2 separate regions of the Homo sapiens genome follow, and region 2 is linked to region 1. Evidence: chromatin loops called from intact Hi-C (ENCODE). Cell type or tissue: Caco-2. All regions are shown on one strand. Links, peaks and the distances in the headings refer to the core of each region. The heading gives the core; the rest is flanking DNA.

Evidence for each region. A loop is a pair of places that touch in the nucleus more often than their neighbours do. Peaks named below come from ENCODE experiments on the same cell type or tissue, not always from the same donor. Only the 100,000 strongest peaks of a DNase experiment are listed, where the experiment ranks them.
Region 2: a loop joins it to region 1, with 3 times the contacts of the local background. A loop is called at or near these places in 2 of 110 quality-filtered maps.

Annotation. Positions count from the first base shown.
Region 1 is chr14:39,020,503-39,031,297 of GRCh38, reverse strand. No RefSeq gene overlaps it. Among named protein-coding and RNA genes, the nearest start is that of SEC23A-AS1, 77 kb to the left of the region's middle. RefSeq lists a silencer at 4,719-5,013. In Caco-2, for the core only: no CTCF peak of the experiment used is centred there; DNase peaks (open chromatin) are centred at 5,247 and 7,097.
Region 2 is chr14:38,959,294-38,970,088 of GRCh38, reverse strand. The region is part of intron 2 of LOC102723516 (a long non-coding RNA gene); the gene reads right to left. Among named protein-coding and RNA genes, the nearest start is that of LINC00639, 48 kb to the right of the region's middle. In Caco-2, for the core only: no CTCF peak of the experiment used is centred there; a DNase peak (open chromatin) is centred at 5,278.

The DNA of each region.
Region 1 (10,795 bases), core at 1,140-9,139:
AATTGAGGAAAGACATTGTAATGATGACACCTGTTTAATTTGCTTGGCCTCTTAAGTTATGTTCTTTAAGTGCTTGGCCTCTTAAGTTATGTTCTTAAGTGTTGTGCCATTGTTTCTTGTCTTGGTACTTAGCCCTAAACTGTCCTCTACTTCTAAATCAGTTACAGCTGAATTTAGGGATAAGGATGAACAAATATACCCTTTTAGTTCACCATTTAAAAGCAATCACCTGGGATCATTTTTGTGTATAATGTGTCTATTTCTAAATTATTATCTACCTACATAGACTGTTGAATGTTTAGCCCTGTCTTAGTTCTTTTGCGCTGCTAGAACAAAATACCCTAGACTGGGTAATTTATAAACAATGGAAATTTATTTCTCACAGTTCTGGAGGCTGGGAAGTCCACAATCAAGGTGCACCATAGAGTTGGTGTGTGGTGATGGCTCTCTGCTTTGTAGGTGGCACCTTCTATGCGTCCTCACATGGAGAAAGGGAGGGAGGTGAACAAGCTTCCACAGACACCTTTTGTAAAAGCAGTAACCCCATTCATGAGGATGTACCCCTCATGCTCTAGTCACTTCCTGAAGGCCCCACTGATCTGGGAGGGAGGCAGAGAAGTGCCAGGAAGGGAAGGGCGTGGTCCTTGGCTAGGGCTTCACCCTCAGGCCTGTGCCTACAGACCTAGGTGAAGACTAGCATTTCTGTTTTCCTGCCCAAATGTTGCATTTCCCAAGACCACTGTGGCCCACCATGCCCCCATCCTGTGCTTTTAAGAACCCCAAGACCCTAGCGGGCACAACACATGCAGCTGGATATCAAGAGGAATGCATTGGCGGAAGAACACAAAAGCAGCAGGACGTCGAGAGGGGCATGCCGGCAAAGAGCACACCGGGAGACTCCAGTAGACACCGGCAGGCCAACCAGTGGAACGACACAGAGTTTGGCTGGGGTGGCCGGAGGAGGGCCCGGGCTGCTGAGCTGCCTGACTCCAGGGGAAAACCACCTCCCCACTCCATCTCCCTTCTGGCTCCCCATCCATCTGCTGAGAACTTCCACCCAATAAAACCTTGCACCCATTCCCCAAGCCCACGTGGGATCCGATTCTTCCCGTACACCAAGGTAAGAAACCCTGGGATACAGAAAGCCCTCTGTCCTTGAGATAAGGCAGGAGATCTAATTGAGCTGACACAAACTGCCTACAGATGCCTAAAGTGAAAGAGCGTACTGTAACACACGCTGGGTTTCAGCTGTGAACATTCACCCCTGAACACTGCTGTGGGGTCGGAGTCCCACAGCCTGCCTGTCTGCGTGCTCCTCCTTGAGGTTGGAGCATTGGGGAACTGAGGAAGCCAGCCACACCCCCATCGTACACCCTGCCAGGGGGATAAGGGGACTTTTCCCGTTTCACCACCTCTTAAATGTCTACTGGAGATTAGGTTTCAACATAGGAACTTTGAGGGAATCAAACATTTAGACCACAGCACCCTTTTAAAGAACGTAGATGATATGGTTTGGATTTGTGTCCCTGCCCAAATCTCATGTCAAATTAGAGGAGAGGCCTGGTGGGAGGTGACTGGATCGTCGGGGCGGATTTCCCCCTTGGCTGTTCTCATAATATTGAGTTCTCGTGAGATCTGATTGTTTAAAAGTGTGTGGCACTTCCCCCTTTGCTCTCTCGCTCTCCTGCTCTGCCATGGTAAGACGTGCTTGCTTCCCCTTCACCTTCTGCCGTGACTGTAAGTTTCCTGAAGCCTCCCAGTCAAGCTTCCTGTTAAACCTGTGGAACTGTGAGTCGATTAAACCTCTTTTCTCCAAAAATTATCCAGTCTCAGGTAGTTCTTTATAGCAATGTGAAAACAGACTAATACAGCAGGACAGGTAAAGAATATTTGCTAAATTATTAGCAGCACTGAGAGGCTTTGGTATATTACCCGGAACTATTTTGGAATTCATTTTTGAACCTACTACCTCTATTGGCATAATCTCTAAAAATGATCTTAGACATCATCTGTGTACACAGATATTTTGGTGTAACAGGATAAATTTATTCTTTTATTGGCAGATTCCAAAACTGAGCTGACATTTCTCTATTTAGTTCCCCAGTTGATAGACTTCCCTCTCATATCCCCAGACTCAGAGACTGCATCTAATGAGTGTACTTAGTTGTCCAGTTCAGGCCAGAAACCAAAGAATCATTTTCAACTCTTACTCTCCTCAACATCTTTGGTAACCACGTTGTACAAATTCAACCTCTCTAGTATTTCCATAATCTGTTTCCAGTTCTCTATCCTACTGCTATTCTGCCTTCATTATATCTCACATGGTTTGGTGAAATACCCTCCTAACTAGCCTACTTTCTCCAGTCTCCTATTCTCTATCCCTCTTTTCAATTCACTTTACACACTGCAACAAGAGTGCTATTTCTGAATACAGGTCTCATTCAGTAATTGCCTTTTGCCCACCCAATAAAGTCCAGACACTTTGGCCTGGTAACATTGAATACTATATATCAGATCATACCCCAGTTCTCTCCTAGAAAAATGGTATAAAAGACACAGTTAAAAAGGTGTATTGGGGAGGGGTTCTAGTTGTACCCAAGCATTAATTTAGGTGTGGTATTTGGTATCTATATAGTGTCAAAAGCAAATGCATTCTTTACTGGCCACTACAAATTAAATTCCATGGCTTATTGCACTTGCTTTTATTTTAAATGAACATGGTATTTTTTCAGTTATTTTTAAACTGCTGACAAATTAGGATTATTTCCTTTCTTTATCTTTTATTAAATTAAAAAAAAATAGAGACGAGGTCTCCCTTTGTTGGCCAGGTTGGTTTTGAACTCTTGGCCTCAAGAAATCCTCCTGCCTCGGCCTTCCAAAGTGCTAGGATTACAGGGCATGAGACATCTCGCCCAGCTGTATATTATTTCCTTTCTAACATCCATTTTACATTTTTATTTTCATTTCCCATGTATCCAGTATACATGCATATGTATTTTTTGTGCTCTTCAAATGCTTGACTTGCATTCATCTTGATGATTTTATCAAGTTATTTTACAGATGTTTCTATTTTTCTTGTTTGCTTTTTAATAGTTTATGAAATTAAGTCTCCTTTCTTCTGTTTATTCTTCCTCCTTTGTTTATCTATTGAAACAACTGCTGTTCTAGGCGTAATGTATTATTATTCAGTGAATAGAATAATATTAAGGTATGCAACACTGAAGTTACATTACTAAATATTTTTGATTTTTTTTTCTTCCCTACCTATGGATTATACTGACCAGCATCTTCTGTTGCTTTTCTTTGAGACTCGGTTTTTTTTTCTATATGTCTTTTCTTACATTTTGTTATTGCCTACCTTTTTCTACATTTTCTGTGTACTAATTTTTAAGGAGCAATTTTAAAGCTCAGTATTTTACTCTACATTGTTCAAGCCTGATTTGTACTGTTTGCAAATATTTTGGTCTCCGATTAATCTTATCTAAAACTTCACAGCGGGAAAAACTTAAATTGCACCACTGATGGAATGATATGTTTTTTTGGTTAGTCCTTTAGTTTTAAAAAACAGTTCAAAAAAAATGTAGTGCCATAGATATTCAAGACACAAACTGCAACTCTAAGAGAGGGGAAATTATTCAAAAATTGTTACTAACTTACTTTCTAAATGTAAGGGTATCCATGTATGTTCAGGACACATTGTATAACTGGGGGTTCTCTGAATTAAGTTCCATGTAGAACACAATGTTTATTGAAAGATAACTTATAAAAATGTACTAATCAGACGGTTACACACACATTATTAAAACTCAGGGAGTAACTACAGCAATTGTATAGATCGTAGACCAATAAAAGTTTTTTCAGGTTGGAGTATTTTATTACTGCATTTGTTTATAATTGCTGGCATGGGGTGATAATACAATTCAAACCTACTGCTCTATCCTTGTTAAATCGTTAGGAAACCAATCAATCAGGTTTGATTTACTCATAAGTTGAGAAATTTCAATGAAAATCATAATACGTTTAGAACTGAACAGTAAAAATATGCCAAAATTTGTATTGAAAAGGGATTATTACACAGAAATAAGTTGTTTTAAATGCAACTGGAGAAAGAATTGAAAAGAAGTAAATGTTGCATTCAACCCAAGAAAACAGCAAAGGAGAACAAATAAATCTAAAGAAAGAAAGGGAAAGGAGATAATGATAAAGTCAGAATTTTTCTTTTTCTGTTTTTTTGTTTTTTTGTTTGTTTTTTTTTAGAGACAGGATCTTGCTGTAGTGCTCAGGCTCGTCTCAATCTCCTGGCCTCAAGTGATCCTTCTGTCTTAGCCTTCTGAATAGCCAGGATTACATGTGCAAGCCACCGTGCCTGGCTTAAAATCAGAATTTTAATGAGATGAGCAAAACGAATCAATGGAGTCGTTCATAAAAGCAAAAAAGTGATAGTTTGAAAGTATTAATCCATTTCTAAAGCTAAGAAGAAAATTGAATATCAATTCTTCTGATAAGTGTAAAATACATGTGTTTTTTTTTTATGTTAGTCTTAAAAATTATTCAAAGTTTTTTGCCCAGGCCAATTAAGAAGCATAATTGCTTAGTTATTTAATGATCAAGATCCATCTACTTTTCCTCTAATGAATTTCAAGTGAGACTTGATGTAACAATCATCATACATTCACCACTCATGAATACAGTTTGGGAAACTGGACTTTCGGAGTTAAAAGGGTCAATTGAAATTGTTAAGTCCTATCTCTTTACCCAATTCATTCAAGGATCCCTTCACAATATCACTGTTGGTCACCTGACCTCTGTAAAATACCTTCAGTGATAAGTCAAACAACACAGCTGTAAGTTGCTGAATGCTGTGAGTGACTTTTACCTTTAGAGAAAAGAATGTTGCTGAGTTAGGAAGGATTTGTATATGACATACCAAAGTCAACTTTGACCAGAATTTTATGGGGAAATACTTAACTCCATTTTACACAATAACACAATCTGAGGGGCTATTAGCTTTCACCTAAAAGGCCATCTGGCAGTCTTTGATACTGTCATTAAAAGAAAGTGGGTAGACAGTTATGTAGCAGGTGTTTGCCAATTAGAAGAATGCTCCCAAGCAGGACATCGTGGACACACTCTCCACAGAACTGTATATTTTCCAACTGCAATAACTGTGTATTTAAGTGAAGAAAAGTACATTGTAGAGCTTGGTGTTATGAGTCTGTTTCCTGTGGAAAGTGTGGCCTGCTGTGCTGGGGAAGCTGCTGTTTTCTCTTCTGGTCAAGATCTTGCTCAACTGCCTTAACAGGGTACAGGGTGAAGCATCCACAGAATGATCCTGTGTGTACATTTAACCTGTTCTGGGGACGGCACTGTTTGTTTTGGCAAAATAGGAAAATTGACAAAATCAACAATTTTTGTAGAGATTAGAACTTTTTCTAAGAATAACAAATCTGAAGATTACTTATGAGTAGCAGTAAAGATGTCACTTTGAAGTGATAAGTATACTGAATAAAGAACCTCCAATAAGGAAGGATCACATTTCACTTTATTTAGTGGCTTAGAGCCTTTTCTTCAAGGCAATTTAAAAGTAAATCTGCAGAGGTTTAAAAATTAATCTTTATCAAATCCTTGTGAGATGCTAATAGGTTAGGTATTCTGCATGTTTGAAAACATTTGTAAAGAAGAGATGAAAGAATCACAGAGCAGTGCTTCTCAAACTTGAACATGAATCCTCAAGGAATAATGATAAAATGCAGATTTCCATCGAGTAGGTCTGAGGCGTTGCATTCTAACAAGCTCTCAGGTGATATCAGTGCTGCTGCTGTGGCAGGCAGACCACAATGTAAATGGCAATGTCAGCTAAGAGCAGCGTTGTCATGTTTTGGGATTCCCATAGGAAGAAGTCCAGCAGTCACTTGGAAATGTGCATTTTGGACTCAGGAGACTCAGTTTTGGGAGCCATAGCATGGAATAATAGCTGAAGTTATGAGAATAGATGAAATTGCTCTTCTTTAATTATTTACTAAATACTAATAAGGTAGTTAGGGAGCACAGTCAGACACAATCCTTCTTTGTCGAGCACAGATTATGCCATCCTGTATGGTCTCCTGCAATGTTTAATTCTAAAATTCTATTTTTAATGAGAACATTAAGCCTATTGATTTATCAAGTATATCTTTTTCAGCAAGGAGTATTTCTATTAAAAAGGCCATCAGGTTGCTGAAATATTAATGGTAGTACAAGATCATGTAACTGAAGAGAATGTTATCATTGAATTCAGGGTTTTGATGAAAACCCAGAGTTAGGTTCTTAATTTAATAGGGATGTTGAGAAAATAAGATTCTAAGTAATAAATTGTGAAATGGCTTGATTAATAATTGTCTTTTGGCCAGGCATGGTGGCTCAGTTTACTCCCAAAGTGTAATCCTAGCACTTTGGGAGGCCGAGGAGGGTGGATCGTTTGAGGTCAGGAGTTCGAGACCAGCCTGGCCAACGTGGTGAAACCCTGTCTCTACCAAAAATACAAAAATTAGCTGGGTGTGGTGGCGCATGCCTGTAATCCCGGATCCTCAGGAGGCTGAGGCAGGAGAATTGCTTGAACCCGGGAGACAGAGGTTGCAGTTAGTCGAGATCGTACCACTGCACTCTAGCCTGGGCAACAGAGTGAGACTCCATCTCAAAAAAAAAAAAGGTCTTTAATTATTTTAAGGAAGATATCTCCTACTTTTTAGGACCATAAAATACATTGCCAAGGCATGTTATGCAATGTTCTTAATTAGGTATGTTTGTTAATTGATTAGCTAACTATTACAGTATAGATAGACATCACTCTGCCTGGAGTTAGAGAAGTAAATGTGACAGTCTCTGAGCAGACTTTGGACCAACAGACTTCTATTTTTGTGTTTGTTATGTGGTGACTCTTCTTATCTTCTTGCATATTTACATTGGGCCTTTTAAATTATATTTACTTATTGAGTGCCATACACACTTCTGACATGGCTTGTTGTAAATGACTCTAATGATTATTTTCCATTTGGAGTCTAAAGTCCAGCATGGTTTCAGGGAGCTAATGTTTTATTATTGCAGGTTCTTTGGCAAGAACATTCAGTGCACCTGCTGTGCGTACTCAGCCTATATATACGGTGACAGCTACATCTGCTTCCCCATCTGCCCCTTTTGGTTTTAAGTTGGTATCATTAGCTATCTGTAACACTTAAGAATCTGCCTGTATCTGTTGAAGGAAACTAACTGGGTTAAAAATCCTCCCCTTTCTGCAGGACCTTCCACAAAATAATAGCTCTGTGGAGTGATTCGGGGATTTCTTATTATTAAATAGATTACTGAAGCTGTGATTGTCAAATAGAAACATGTTTAAACATGTCCAGAGCTTACTTTTATTTATTAAGAAGGATGTGATCACAAAATGTGTTTAATTATAATGTAGCTATGCTGTATGTTAAATTTGGATCTGTTCCCATAGCAGATAAGATCTGTTAATTAATAAAGTCTAAAGTTATCTGTACAGAGTAGAAAACCCTAATTCTTAACATTAGTATACTAGTCATGTCAATCAGCATGTCCACATCCTCCTGCTTGCATCTCTCTGCTGGACTAAGGAGCCAGCCTCCGTCTCTTCCTTAAGCAAAGGGGTGGGATCAAGTTTCCTAAGGGCACCTAATCCATAGACTGGTTGCTGAACCTATGAAATGACTTGATAGGAAAAAGTTTCCTTAGTAAGAATAATGATAATTAAGTAGACTAATTATACTCTCTTCCAGCCTCCCCAACTAATGGTAAAGACTCTAGCAGACTGATTTCGGGTCACTTTTATCTAATAGACTTAAAGGTCACTATAAGCCATAGACAAAACCCTGTTTAACAATGGCTAGGTCCTGTGCTAGGTGGAAACATGCACCACCTCATCTACTTTTCTCCGTGGTAATCTGTCTTTTTTTTTAAATATATTTTTTAAATTTTATTATTATTATACTTTAAGTTTTAGGGTACATGTGCACAACGTGTAGGTTTGTTACATATGTATACATGTGCCATGTTGGTGTGCTGCACCCATTAACTCGTCATTTAGCATTAGGTATATCTCCTAATGCTATTCTTCCCCCCTCCCCCCACCCCACAACAGTCCCCGGAGTGTGATGTTCCCCTTCCTGTGTCCATGTGTTCTCACTGTTCAATTCCCACCTATGAGTGAGAACATGCGGTATTTGGTTTTTTGTCCTTGCAATGGTTTGCTGAGAATGATGGTTTCCAATTTCATCCATGTCCCTACAAAGGACATGAACTCTTCATTTTTTATGGCCGCATAGTATTCCATGGTGTATATGTGCCAAATTTTCTTAATCAGTCTATCGTTGTTGGACATTTGGGTTGGTTCCAAGTCTTTGGTATTGTGAATAGTGCTGCAATAAACATACGTGTGCATGTGTCTTTATAGCAGCATGATTTATAATCCTTTGGGTATATACCCAGTAATGGGATGGCTGGGTCAAATGGTATTTCTGGTTCTAGATCCCTGAGGAATCGCCACACTGACTTCCACAATGGTTGAACTAGTTTACAGTCCCACCAACAGTGTAAAAGTGTTGCTATTTCTCCACATCCTCTCCAGCACCTGTTGTTTCCTGACTTTTTAATGATTGCCATTCTAACTGGTGTGAGATGGTATCTCATTATGGTTTTGATTTGCATTTCTCTGATGGCCAGTGATGATGAGCATGTTTTCATGTGTTTTTTGGCTGCATAAATGTCTTCTTTTGAGAAGTGTCTGTTCATATCCTTTGCCCACTTTTTGATGGGGTTGTTTTTTCTTGTAAATTTGTTTGAGTTCATTGTAGATTCTGGATATTAGCCCTTTGTCAGATGAGTAGGTTGCGAAAATTTTCTCCCATTTTGTAGGTTGCCTGTTCACTCTGATGGTAGTTTCTTTTTCTGTGCAGAAGCTCTTTAGTTTAATTAGATCCCATTTGTCAATTTTGGCTTTTGTTGCCATTGCTTTTGGTGTTTTAGACATGAAGTCCTTGCCCATGCCTATGTACTGAATGGTAATGCCTAGGTTTTCTTCTAGGGTTTTTATGGTTTTAGGTCTAACATTTAAGTCTTTAATCCATCTTGAATTAATTTTTGTATAAGGTGTAAGGAAGGGATCCAGTTTCAGCTTTCAGCTTTCTACATATGGCTAGCCAGGTTTCCCAGCACCATTTATTAAATAGGGAATCCTTTCCCCAGTTCTTGTTTTTGTCAGGTTTGTCAAAGATCAGATGGCTGTAGATATGCGGCATTATTTCTGAGGGCTCTGTTCTGTTCCATTGATCTATATCTCTGTTTTGGTACCAGTACCATGCTGTTTTGGTTACTGTAGCCGTGTAGTATAGTTTGAAGTTAGGTAGCGTGATGCCTCTGGCTTTGTTCTTTTGGCTTAGGATTGACTTGGCAATGCGGGCTCTTTTTTGGTTCCATATGAACTTTAAAGTAGTTTTTTCCAATTCTGTGAAGAAAGTCATTGGTAGCTTGATGGGGATGGCATTGAATCTATAAATTACCTTGGGCAGTATGGCCATTTTCACGATATTGATTCTTCCTACCCATGAGCATGGAATGTTCTTCCATTTGTTTGTATCCTCTTTTATTACATTGAGCAGTGGTTTGTAGTTCTCCTTGAAGAGGTCCTTCACATCCCTTGTAAGTTGGATTCCTAGGTATTCTATTCTCTTTGAAGCAAAAGTGAATGGGAGTTCACTCATGATTTGGCTCTCTGTTTGTCTGTTATTGGTGTATAAGAAAGCTTGTGATTTTTGTACATTGATTTTGTATCCTGAGACTTTGCTGAAGCTGCTTATCAGCTTAAGGAGATTTTGGGCTGAGACAATGGGGTTTTCTAGATATACAATCATGTCATCTGCAAACAGGGACAATTTGACTTCCTCTTTTCCTAATTGAATACCCTTTATTTCCTTCTCCTGCCTAATTGCCCTGGCCAGAACTTCCAACACTATGTTGAATAGGAGTAGTGAGAGAGGGCATCCCTGTCTTGTGCCAGTTTTCAAAGGGAATGCTTCCAGTTTTTGCCCATTCAGTATGATATTGGGTGTGGGTTTGTCATAGATAGCTCTTATTATTTTGAGATATGTCCCATCAATACCTAATTTATTGAGAGTTTTTAGCATGAAGGGCTGTTGAATTTTGTCAAAGGCCTTTTCTGCATGTATTGAGATAATCATGTGGTTTTTGTCTTTGGTTCTGTTTATATGCTGGATTACATTTATTGATTTGCGTATGTTGAACCAGCCTTGCATCCCAGGGATGAAGCCCACTTGATCATGGTGCATAAGCTTTTTGATGTGCTGCTGGATTCGGTTTGCCAGTATTTTATTGAGGATTTTTGCATCAATGTTCATCAAGGATATTGGTCTAAAATTCTATTTTTTGGTTGTGTCTCTGCCAGGCTTTGGTATCAGGATGATGCTGGCCTCATAAAATGAGTTAGGGAGGATTCCCTCTTTTTCTATTGATTGGAATAGTTTCAGAAGGAATGGTACCACCTCCTCCTTGTACCTCTGGTAGAGTTCGGCTGTGAATCCATCTGGTCCTGGACTTTTTTTGGTTGGTAAGCTATTGATTATTGCCACAATTTCAGAGCTTGTCATTGGTCTATTCAGAGATTCAACTTCTTCCTGGTTTAGTCTTGGGAGGGTGTATGTGTCGAGGAATTTATCCATTTCTTCTAGATTTTCTAGTTTATTTGTGTAGAGGTGTTTGTAGTATTCTCTGATGGTAGTTTGTA
Region 2 (10,795 bases), core at 1,802-9,801, 62 kb after region 1:
TCATTTTCCAGGACACCTCTTGAGTTTCCTCCTACTTCACTGGTTATTCTTTCTTGGTCTCCCTTGTTACTCCTGGTTTATTAACACTGGATATTCCAGACCTTAGTCCTTGGATCTCACCTTTATTTGTTCCCACTCCATTGATATCTCATCCAGTCTCATGGATTTAAATAGTATAATTAAGCTGGCAACTCCCAAGTTATATTTCCTCTTCTGGAATTGTTTAGGGATCTCCAAATTTGTTCATTCAACTGTTTACTTGACAAATTACTTGGCTATATATTTAAAAATCCCTTAACATGTGTGAAACCAAACTGTGATTTTTCTTAAAGTTATCATACCATTTGCTTTTATGCAAATTAGAAAAATACTTCTCATCCTTTCGGCAGATGCTGCCTGTGGAGGGTGAACAGCTTGCCTGGATGCTTGGGTGCGGGCATTTGCAGCTTCCCTCATCTTCCCCTTCAAATGCCTCCTCCCATTGTCTTCCATTTCAGTTGCTAGCAGTTCCAGCCTTCCTATCATTCAACTCAAATATTTTGGAGTCATCCTTGAGGTCATTTTTCTTTCCAGTCGTATCTAATTAATCAATAAGCCCCGACAGGTAGTTAGGTTGGATAAGAGGAAAGAGAATTCCAGCTAAAGGAACAGCACACAGGTAGGGAGGCCAAAGAGCACATCACATGTTTGAGGAGGCAGTGTAGCTCTTCAGCCTTGCTACCTTTTTATTTTTATTTTATTTTATTTTATTATACTTTAAGTTCAGGGTACATGTGCACAACGTGCAGGTTTGTTACATATGTATACATGTGCCATGTTGGTGTGCTGCACCCATTAACTCCTCATTTACATTAGGTATATCTCCTAATGCTTTCCCTCCCCACTCCCCCCACCCCACAACAGGCCCCGGTGTGTGATGTTCCCCTTCCTGTGTCCATGTGTTCTCATTGTTCAGTTCCCACCTATGAGTGAGAACATGCGATGTTTGTTTTTTTGTTCTTGCGATAGTTTGCTGAGAATGATGGTTTCCAGTTTCATACATGTCCCTACAAAGGACATGAACTCATCATTTTTTATGGCTGCATAGTATTCCATGGTGTATATGTGCCACATTTTCTTAATCCAGTCTATTGTTGTTGGACATTTGGGTTGGTTCCAAGTCTTTGCTATTGTGAATAGTGCTGCAATAAACATACATGTGCATGTGCCTTTATAGCAGCATGATTTATAATCCTCTGGGTATATACCCAGTAATGGGATGGCTGGGTCAAATGGTATTTCTAGTTCTAGATCCCTGAGGAATCACCACACTGTCTTCCACAATGGTTCAACTAGTTTACAGTCCCACCAACAGTGTAGAAGTGTTCCTATTTCTCCACATCCTCTCCAGCACCTGTTGTTTCCTGACTTTTTAATGATTGCCATTCTAACTGGTGTGAGATGGTATCTCATTGTGGTTTTGATTTGCATTTCTCTGATGGCCAGTGATGATGAACATTTTTTCATGTGTCTATTGACTGCATAAATATCTTCTTTTGAGAAGTGTCTGTTCATATCCTTTGCCCACTTGTTGATGGGGTTGTTTTTTTCCTGTAAATTTGTTTGAGTTCTTTGTAGATTCTGGATATTAGCCCTTTGTCAGATGAGTAGATTGCAAAAATTTTCTCCCATTCTCTAGGTTGCCTGTTCACTCTGATGGTAGTTTCTTTTTCTGTGCAGAAGCTCTTTAGTTTAATTAGATCCCATTTGTCAATTTTGGCTTTTGTTGCCATTGCTTTTGGTGTTTTAGACATGAAGTCCTTGCCCGTGCTTATGTCCTGAATGGTATTGCCTAGGTTTTCTTCTAGGGTTTTTATGGTTTTAGGTCTTATGTTTAAATCTTTAATGCATCTTGAGTTGATTTTTGTATAAGGTGTAGGGAAGGGGTCCAGTTTCAGTTTTTTACATAGGGCTAGCCAGTTTTCCCAGCACCATTTATTAAATAGGGAAGCCTTTCCCCGTTGCTTGTTTTTCTCAGGTTTGTCAAAGATCAGATGGTTGTAGATGTGTGGTATTATTTCTGAGGGCTCTGTTCTGTTCCATTGGTCTATATCTCTGTTTTGGTACCAATACCATGCTGTTTTGGTTACTGTAGCCTTGTAGTATAGTTTGAAGTCAGGTAGTGTGATGCCTCCAGCTTTGTTCTTTTGGCTTAGGATTGTCTTGGCAATGTGGGCTCTTTTTTGGTTCCATATGAACTTTAAAGTAGTTTTTTCCAATTCTGTGAAGAAAGTCATTGGTACCTTGATGGGGATGGCATTGAATCTATAAATTACTTTGGGCAGTATGGCCATTTTCATGATATTGATTCTTCTTACCCATGAGCATGGAATGTTCTTCCATTTGTTTGTATCCTCTTTTATTACATTGAGCAGTGGTTTGTAGTTCTCCTTGAAGAGGTCCTTCACATCCCTTGTAAGTTGGATTCCTAGGTATTTTATTCTCTTTGAAGCAATTGTGAATGGGAGTTCACTCATGATTTGGCTCTCTGTTTGTCTGTTATTGGTGTATAAGAATGCTTGTGATTTTTGCACGTTGATTTTGTATCCTGAGATTGCTGAAGTTGCTTATCAACTGAAGGAGATTTTGGGCTGAGACAATGGGGTTTTCTAAATATACAGTCATGTCATCTGCAAACAAGGACAATTTGACTTCCTCTTTTCCTAATTGAATACCCTTTATTTCTCTCTCCTGACTGATTGCCCTGGCCAGAACTTCCAACACTATGTTGAATAGGAGTGGTGAGAGAGGGCATCCCTGTCTTGTGCCAGTTTTCAAAGGGAATGCTTCCAGTTTTTGCCCATTCGGTATGATATTGGCTGTGGGTTTGTCATAAATAGCTCTTATTATTTTGAGATACGTCCCATCACTACCTAATTTATTGAGAGTTTTTAGTATGAAGGGCTGTTGAATTTTGTCAAAGGCATTTTCTGCATGTATTGAGATAATCATGTGGTTTTTGTCTTTGGTTCTGTTTATATGCTGGATTACGTTTATTGATTTGTGTATGTTGAACCAGCCTTGCATCCCAGGGATGAAGCCCACTTGATCATGGTGGATAGGCTTTTTGATGTGCTGCTGGATTCGGTTTGCCAGTATTTTATTGAGGATTTTTGCATCGATGTTCATCAGGGATATTGGTCTAAAATTCTCTTTTTTTGTTGTGTCTCTGCCAGGCTTTGGTATCAGGATGATGCTGGCCTCATAAAATGAGTTAGGGAGGATTCCCTCTTTTTCTATTGATTGGAATACTTTCAGAAGGAATGGTACCAGCTCCTCCTTGTACCTCTGGTCAGCCTTGCTACCTTTTTCATGCTGTCTTTTGCCCATAAGCGTCTTTCTTTCAATCCTTCACAGCCCAGTGCATCTTTTACAGCCCAGCTCAAATAGTACCCATTTTGTTGACATTTCTTTATTGCTGTTTTTGTACCAAACTATTATTTATTTACTTATTTATTTATTTATTTTTTAGACGAAGTCTTACCCTGTCGCCCAGGCTGGAGTGCAGTGGCTCGATCTCAGCTCACTGCAACCTCTGCCTTCTGGTTCAAGAGATTCTCCTGCCTCAGCCTCCTGAGTAGCTGGGATTACAGGCTCCCACCACCACACCCAGCTAATTTTTGTATTTTTGTATTTTAGTGAAACCCTTGGGGTTTCACCATGTTGGCCAGGCTGGTCTCGAACTCCTGAGCTCTAGTGATCCACCCGCTTCGGCCTCCCAAAGTGCTGGGATTACAGGAGTGAGCCACCGTGCCTGGCCCGAACTATTCTTTTTACTACTTGTCAATATTTGTAATAGTTGGCTTTTGCCCTAATTTTCTCATCTGTATGGTGATATTACTACTACCTAACTCACAGAGTTTATATGGGACTAAGTTGAGATAATGATTGGAAAGAACTTAGGACAGTGCATGGCACATGGTAAATATTTTTAAAAGTTACTTTTTTTTTTTTTGATAATGCTGATGGTGTTACTCTCTTCACAGTAGATTGTGTGCTTTTGGGGGGTGAGTGAGTTTACCTGATTATCTTTGAATATCCAGCATTTAACATAGTGTTTATTGAAGAAGTTGGCTCATAGGATGTCGATGTAGTTGAGTAGACATAGATACATGGAGGTAGCAGTGGTACATTGGAAAAAATGCTGAATTTAGAAGACTTATTGGTGAAGCTCTGGCTCAGACTTTACCAGTTGCATGACCGCTTGGGCAAGCCACTTCACCTTTTTGAACTTTAGTTTCTTTGGCGGAAATTAGAGATGATACCTTTGGGTAATATTATAAACATCATATATGAGATAACATATATGAAATTACTTGGATCTCAGCACTTTGGGAGGCTGAGGCGGGCGGATCATGTGAGGTCGGGAGTTTGAGACCAGCCTGACCAACATGGCAAAACCCCGTCTCTACTAAAAATACAAAATTAGCCAGGCATGGTGGCGCATGCCTGTAATCCCAGCTACTCAGGAGGCTAAGGCAGGAGAATTGCTTGAACCAGGGAGGCGGAGGTTGCAGTGATCCGAGATCACTTCATTGCACTCCAGCTTGGCAACAGAGCGAAACTCCATCTCAAAAAAAAAAAAAAAAAAAAAAAGAAAGTACTTGGTAACTTATACCTCATGATGTGAATTAAGGTTATTTGGTATTATGGTTTGTAATTCAAGGTAATTTTTATTAAAATTACAAAGCAATGAGACTTACTGTAAGTTTTATAAGAATATTAGTCCTGCTGTTTTACACTTATCTCTGTTATATGTGTATATGGATCTCTTTACCCTTTGTGTGGGAAGGTGATGTATTACTTATGATTACTTTTTGCACATGTAATGGGGGCTGCAAGAACATTTCCACGCTCTGCTCTGAGAAGGGTTATCTTATGGCTTGCTCGAGTCATCACAATTGTGGTCTGTTGATCTTTGCAACATGGACTATTAGTCTTCTTCTGCCTTAGAAAATCAGTCTGTGAAAGATAATGTAGGTTAAATGCAATCAAACATTAGTTTGAATGTAACTTGTAGAATTAAATTTAAAAAACCCAGTTATTAGACAGTAAATAGTTGTTTTCACAATAAATTGGGATGGATAAAATTTACACCCATACTAAAAACCTTGACAATTGAATAAGTTTCTTTCAGAAGCATTTTTATCAAGCAGTTTGTGTACATTGATGAGTGGTCATCTTGAAATCTTAGTCAAATAGAACTAATCCCTCCCACATTCCTCAGTACTGTGGGCTGGTCTGCCTGCACTGACATTTTTTCAGCAAACCTCAGCTCTTAGTTCTACTGCAGTCCTTGAACTGAGAGAAGCTGCTCAATCAAAATTTATTCTTGCTTGTGAAGCTGTGTTTTATCCCATTTGTTAAGGGTTTCTTATGTCTTCTAAGAGTACATAAAGAACTCTTTGTATTCTGCTGTTATCCATTTAAACCCAGCCACTTTAAAATGTGATAAACCTCATTTCTATATTGTAGTATTGATAACATTTCAGGCCCTGGATGAGGGTGATCTGTCTCATCATTTAGTGTTTGGCAATGTTGATGAAACTGTTCAAGGAGCCCTGTGAGATGGCAGTGGCAGTTGCAGATCTCACAGTCACACTATCATTTGTACATAATGGGCTTGGTCTGAAGGATGTAATCCAAACCTGACTACTTTGCAACTCTATTCGATATTTTATTGCTTTTAAACCTACTTTGAGATTGACTGCAGCTATGGCAGTCTCAAGAACATCTCAGTGCTGTAGAATAACTCTTAGTTGAGATTCATTCATTTCTTCATTTACCCATGAAGAAATAGAATGTTCTCTGCTCACTTAATGTAAGTAAGAAAATGATACCTAGTATAACTCAATATATATTTTTATATTTAAACAGTTGAGCCAAGTTCTCATGTGCTCTGAATAATTCAAGTTAGTGACTGAGGAAAACAATATGATACTCAATTTCTATTTATATGAATAGTTCATGGTGTGTGTGTGTGTGTGTGTGTGTGTGTGTGTGTGTGTATGATCTTTTTCCTGGGTCAATGGAGACCACTGTCTCAATTGTGTAAGAGGAAAATCAGGACAGTCAGTAAGGAAAACCCTTGGTTTATCTTTCCAAATTTTATCCCAACACAAGTGTAATGGGAAAGGTATGCTTTCTGTGCCATTGGAGCACAAAGGATAGCCTGGAAATCTTCCGAAAGTAGGTGGTGGCTGACCCTAAGTCTTGAAGAAAGAGTGAGAATCAACTGGATGCAGAAGATGGAGGATGATTCTGCTGGCTGAGAGATCAGTGTATAGAAAGAAACAGCAGGGAATATAACATGTAACTGAGGAAATTGGATTTGGTATGATGGGATCAAAAAGAGAATGTAGGGGAGTGGTGGAAATGAGCCTAGGCCTGCAATTGGGAAAAATAATTAAGTTGTTGCTATTATTGTTGTCATCACTACCACCAATCACATCATCATCCACTTTTTGACCCCACTCTCACACCCACCATCATTGTTATCATTGTCCTGGAAAGTAGCATCCTGGCTCAATAAAGGAAGTAGCAGAAAGGGAAATGTTGGGGCTGTCTAATCTACAGAACTGGGAGGCTAATTTGATATGGGGTGAGTTAAACTCAGATGGGTTGTTGTGTTCAGGCTGCCTGTGGGACATCCAAGAGATGCCAAGCAAGGCTCTGGGCATACAGGAGTCAAACTCCACAGGAGGCTGGGCTGCAGATGCACTTTGGGATTGCTGGAATAAAAGTGCAACTTCATAGGTGAAGCTGTCATTGTTTGTTTGCAAAGAATACAGGAGATGAAGTCAGGGAAGAGAGCAAACTCTACTTTTAGGGGGCTTGAAAAATGTTAATTCATGTTGTGGGAAAGGAAAAAGGGAATGTGTATTAGTCCATCCTCACATTGCTATAAAGACATACCTGAGAATGGCTAATTTATGAGAAAAGAAGTTTAATTGGCTCATGGTTCTGCAAGCTTTATAGGAAGCATGGTGCCAAGGTCTGCTTGGCTTCTGGGGAAGCTTCAGGAAACTTACAATCATGGCAGAAGGTAAAAGGGGGCAGGCACGTCATATGGCAAAAGCAGGAGCAAGACAGTGACGGAGGAAGTGCTATGTATTTTTAAATGACCAGATCTCATGAGAAGTCACTATCACTACAGTACCAAGCCATGAGGGATCCACTCTTATGACCCAATCACCTCCCACCAGGTCTCACCTTCAACATTGGGGGTTACATTTCAATATGAGCTTTGAGTTGGGATACACATCAAACTATATCAGAGAGTTCAAGAAGAGGGAAAAAAGGCATTGAAGGGAAATGACGAAATGTCAGTAGCAGAAAGAGGGAGAGAATTCATTTATTCTCATCTATTGAGTGGCTACTATGTATCACTGAGGTAGGCAAAGAAGATATAGGAGTGAGTGACCACGACACAGAAGACTGTCTAGGTGTAGTGGGCCATGCAAGATGAATATAACAGTTTTTGTTGTTAAAAAACTTATAATACTTAGTGGAGGGAGACACATAAGCAACTAATAAGAAACAACATGGAGGAGAATGCAATAATTTCCACAGTAGGAATAGATTATTCCCAACTGGGATTCTGGGACTGGGGAAGGCTTCTTGGAAAAGAATGCTTGGATGAAATCTGGACACCTCAGTGGATCATCTCTCAGTGGAGAAGAGAGAAATGCTTTCTGGGCTCGTTGTAGTGCATAAGTGTTATGAACTGAATTGTGTGTCACCTTCCCCAAGTTCATATGTTGAAGGTCTGACCCCCAATGTAACTATTTGGAGATAAGGCCTTTAAGGAGGGCCTATGAATCGCCATAATCTGAAAAGATTGATATCTTTATAAGAAGAAGAGACACCAGAACTCTCTGCCTCCATGCATGCACAGAGAAAAGGTCATATGAAGACACAGTGAGAAGCTGGCCATCTGCCAGCCAGGAAGACAGCCATTATCAGAAACCAAATTTTTCAGCATGTTGATCTTGGACTTTTTGTCTCCAGAACTGTGGGAAAATAAACTTTTGTTGTTTAAGCCTCCCAGCCCATGGTATTTTGTTATGACAGCCCCAGTCGAATAATATGATGATCAAAGGCACAAAGTTGCGTGGTGTATTTGGGGACAGATGAGTTTCTCCATGAGTCTGGAGACAAGGCACGTGAGGGGATGTGGTGGGAGATAAGTGAGAGAGGGACATTTTTTGAGTAGCTGTGAATGATCATGAAGGAAATGACCATTTGGTGTAGTACCTCTTGGGTTATAAATACTGGCCAAAGTGCCTTCTAAGCAAAAGGAGCAGAAGTGGAAAAACACTTGGGCTCCTTAAGGAGGGTGAGAGCTAATGATCTAAATAGATTTATGTCACAAAGTCAGTTGGGGTAGTCACCTCCCTTATAATGAAGACCTGAAAAATTAAGATTCAAGTAAAACATGAAACATTTCCCACATTCACCGATGGACAATATCTGTTGCCATATAGGCATTAGATATGATAGTTTCATTATGTGATTTTTGGCTCCTTTGTTAGCAGTGTTAGAAAATCAGCTTGGGGGTAACAATCAGAGCACCACCCTGGTGGCTATATTCATTAATCTTGTAATTTATTGTCAGTGAGTGCAATGCTCGCACAGACATCTTTGATGAACTATTGTGAAAACATTCCTTTTTCATCTTGTTGAAACTGCAGGCTTCACTGTTGATGCACTGGCTGATTAATGCCTTTCTGGGCCAAGCCAAAGTCATGTACAATGCAGCCAGCTTTCCTTTGAATAATCAACTCTCATTTAGAAGGAAATGGAAAGTTGTTTCAAATTAAACACTAAAAAGAAAGTAGTGACAGATGTTTAATTGGTTGCTTTCTTGTCCCTTCTTAATGTGTGAGATGCCCTCATGAGAGAGGTTAGAGCAGACAGATTAAGTGGAGAAAGCCACTTAACTATCCTCTGCCCTCATGACCAAGAGAGTATTCATTCCTCATTTTCTTTTTGATATATTCCTGTTTGTTACAATTTTTTAGTATCTGATTGTGGAAAAGGAATTACTACCCCCATATATTTGTCAGTGGTTGGAAAGACAGTGTTGAGTGAGCCTGATACTCATTCACCACACACGAAGCTTGGCTCAGTCCTCAGAAGTTCAAAGAACTTGTCTGTTCTTCTGAATACCTCAGACCAAGGGCTATCATGAACATGTAAGTGTTCAGGCACCCACCAGTGAATTTCTCTTCTGTAGTGTTCATTGAGACTGTCACAGGTTCCCTTCCTGTTTTTACCTTCCATTTCTGACCTAAATCCCCCTCTGAAACTCACCTGTCTGGCTGTGACCTGTGGACATGACTTGTTGTTTGCCCTCTGACTTTGTGCAACGATTGCTACTAGTAAAGAGATGCTCTGATCTTCTGTCCTATTTCTGGAGGGACCTGATTGGAAGTTTGAACATTCTGAAGGTCCCCCAAAGGGTCTGCTGATGAGATCACATATATAAAGTATTGAGCATAGAATCCGGCACTAAGTAGGCTTTTAGTAAATGTTAGTTCCTTGCTACTTTCCTACCTTTAGCATCTTCAGATGTCAGATGAAGGATATGATGGTGGAGGAAATTTGAGAGTTTTAGACTGTTTGCTAGATGGAATCAGAATTGAAAACGAGGAAGATTTTGGAGCATGGAGCAACTATTTTCCCTTCTCTTTTGATCCATCGTAAGGTCTGGTATCAGGTTAGCCCTTCCTCCTATGGTGGCTGCTGAGGTTGGAAAATGAGTTCAAATTCAAACTCACCAGCTGTGTGATCTTGAGAAAACTGCATAATGCCTCTGTGCCTCATTTGTAAAATGGACATAACAGTATCTCACTGAGAATTATTGGGAGCAATAAAAGAATCACATAAAGCACCTAGAAACAGAGCCTGGTGGCTAAAAAGTGCTCAATAAAATTAGCCATTAATATTCCTACTGTGATTTTCTTGTATAAAAAGTGCCTGACACATAGCAATGTTAGTTCTTACTATTATCACTATCATTATTATTATTTCCCATATTGGTCATTTTCTATGGATAGTGAAATAGACTCAGGGGTACAGTTTTGTGTATTATTAGCCTGTGTTTAAATGGCTCATACACTTATTCATATATACTTACTAGATCAATTAGAAAATGCAAAGTTACTCTTATTTGAGCTTTTATTTTTGGCGTATTTTTTCAGAACCAACAGAAGCTGTCTCTGAGAGAGGTGAAGCCACTTATCTCTTTGCAGCTGTGCACTGAGACTTGGCAGGCAGTATCTAACAGGCCCTTGAATGAGACAAATCTTGTATCAGAGTCACATTTACAACATGGTGCCTTGACTACTGATGCCTTGGACTGACTCACTTGTCTCCCCAGGCTTTACATCTTTTACTTGCTGGGACCTCTACTACTTGCTTCCTCTTACCTGTGAATTATCTACATGGATTATTGTATTCTTGCCTCTTTCTCATTGTGGTTAATTGATTCCTGGCTCTTGACTGTTAGTAATCTCATTCTTTTTCCCATTCCTGGGTTTGAGTAATTACATAGTGCTCAGCTTGCTAACCTGGAGCTGGCCTGTCTTTCCTGACTTCTGATTCCTTTCTGGTCTCATATTATTGACAGCCTCCTCCATCTAAAATTTTTCTTTTTTTGAGAGATGGGATCTTGCTGTGTTGCCAGGGCTGGTCTTAAACTCCTGACCTCAAGTAACCCTCCTGCTTCAGCATCCCAAAATGTTGCAATTAC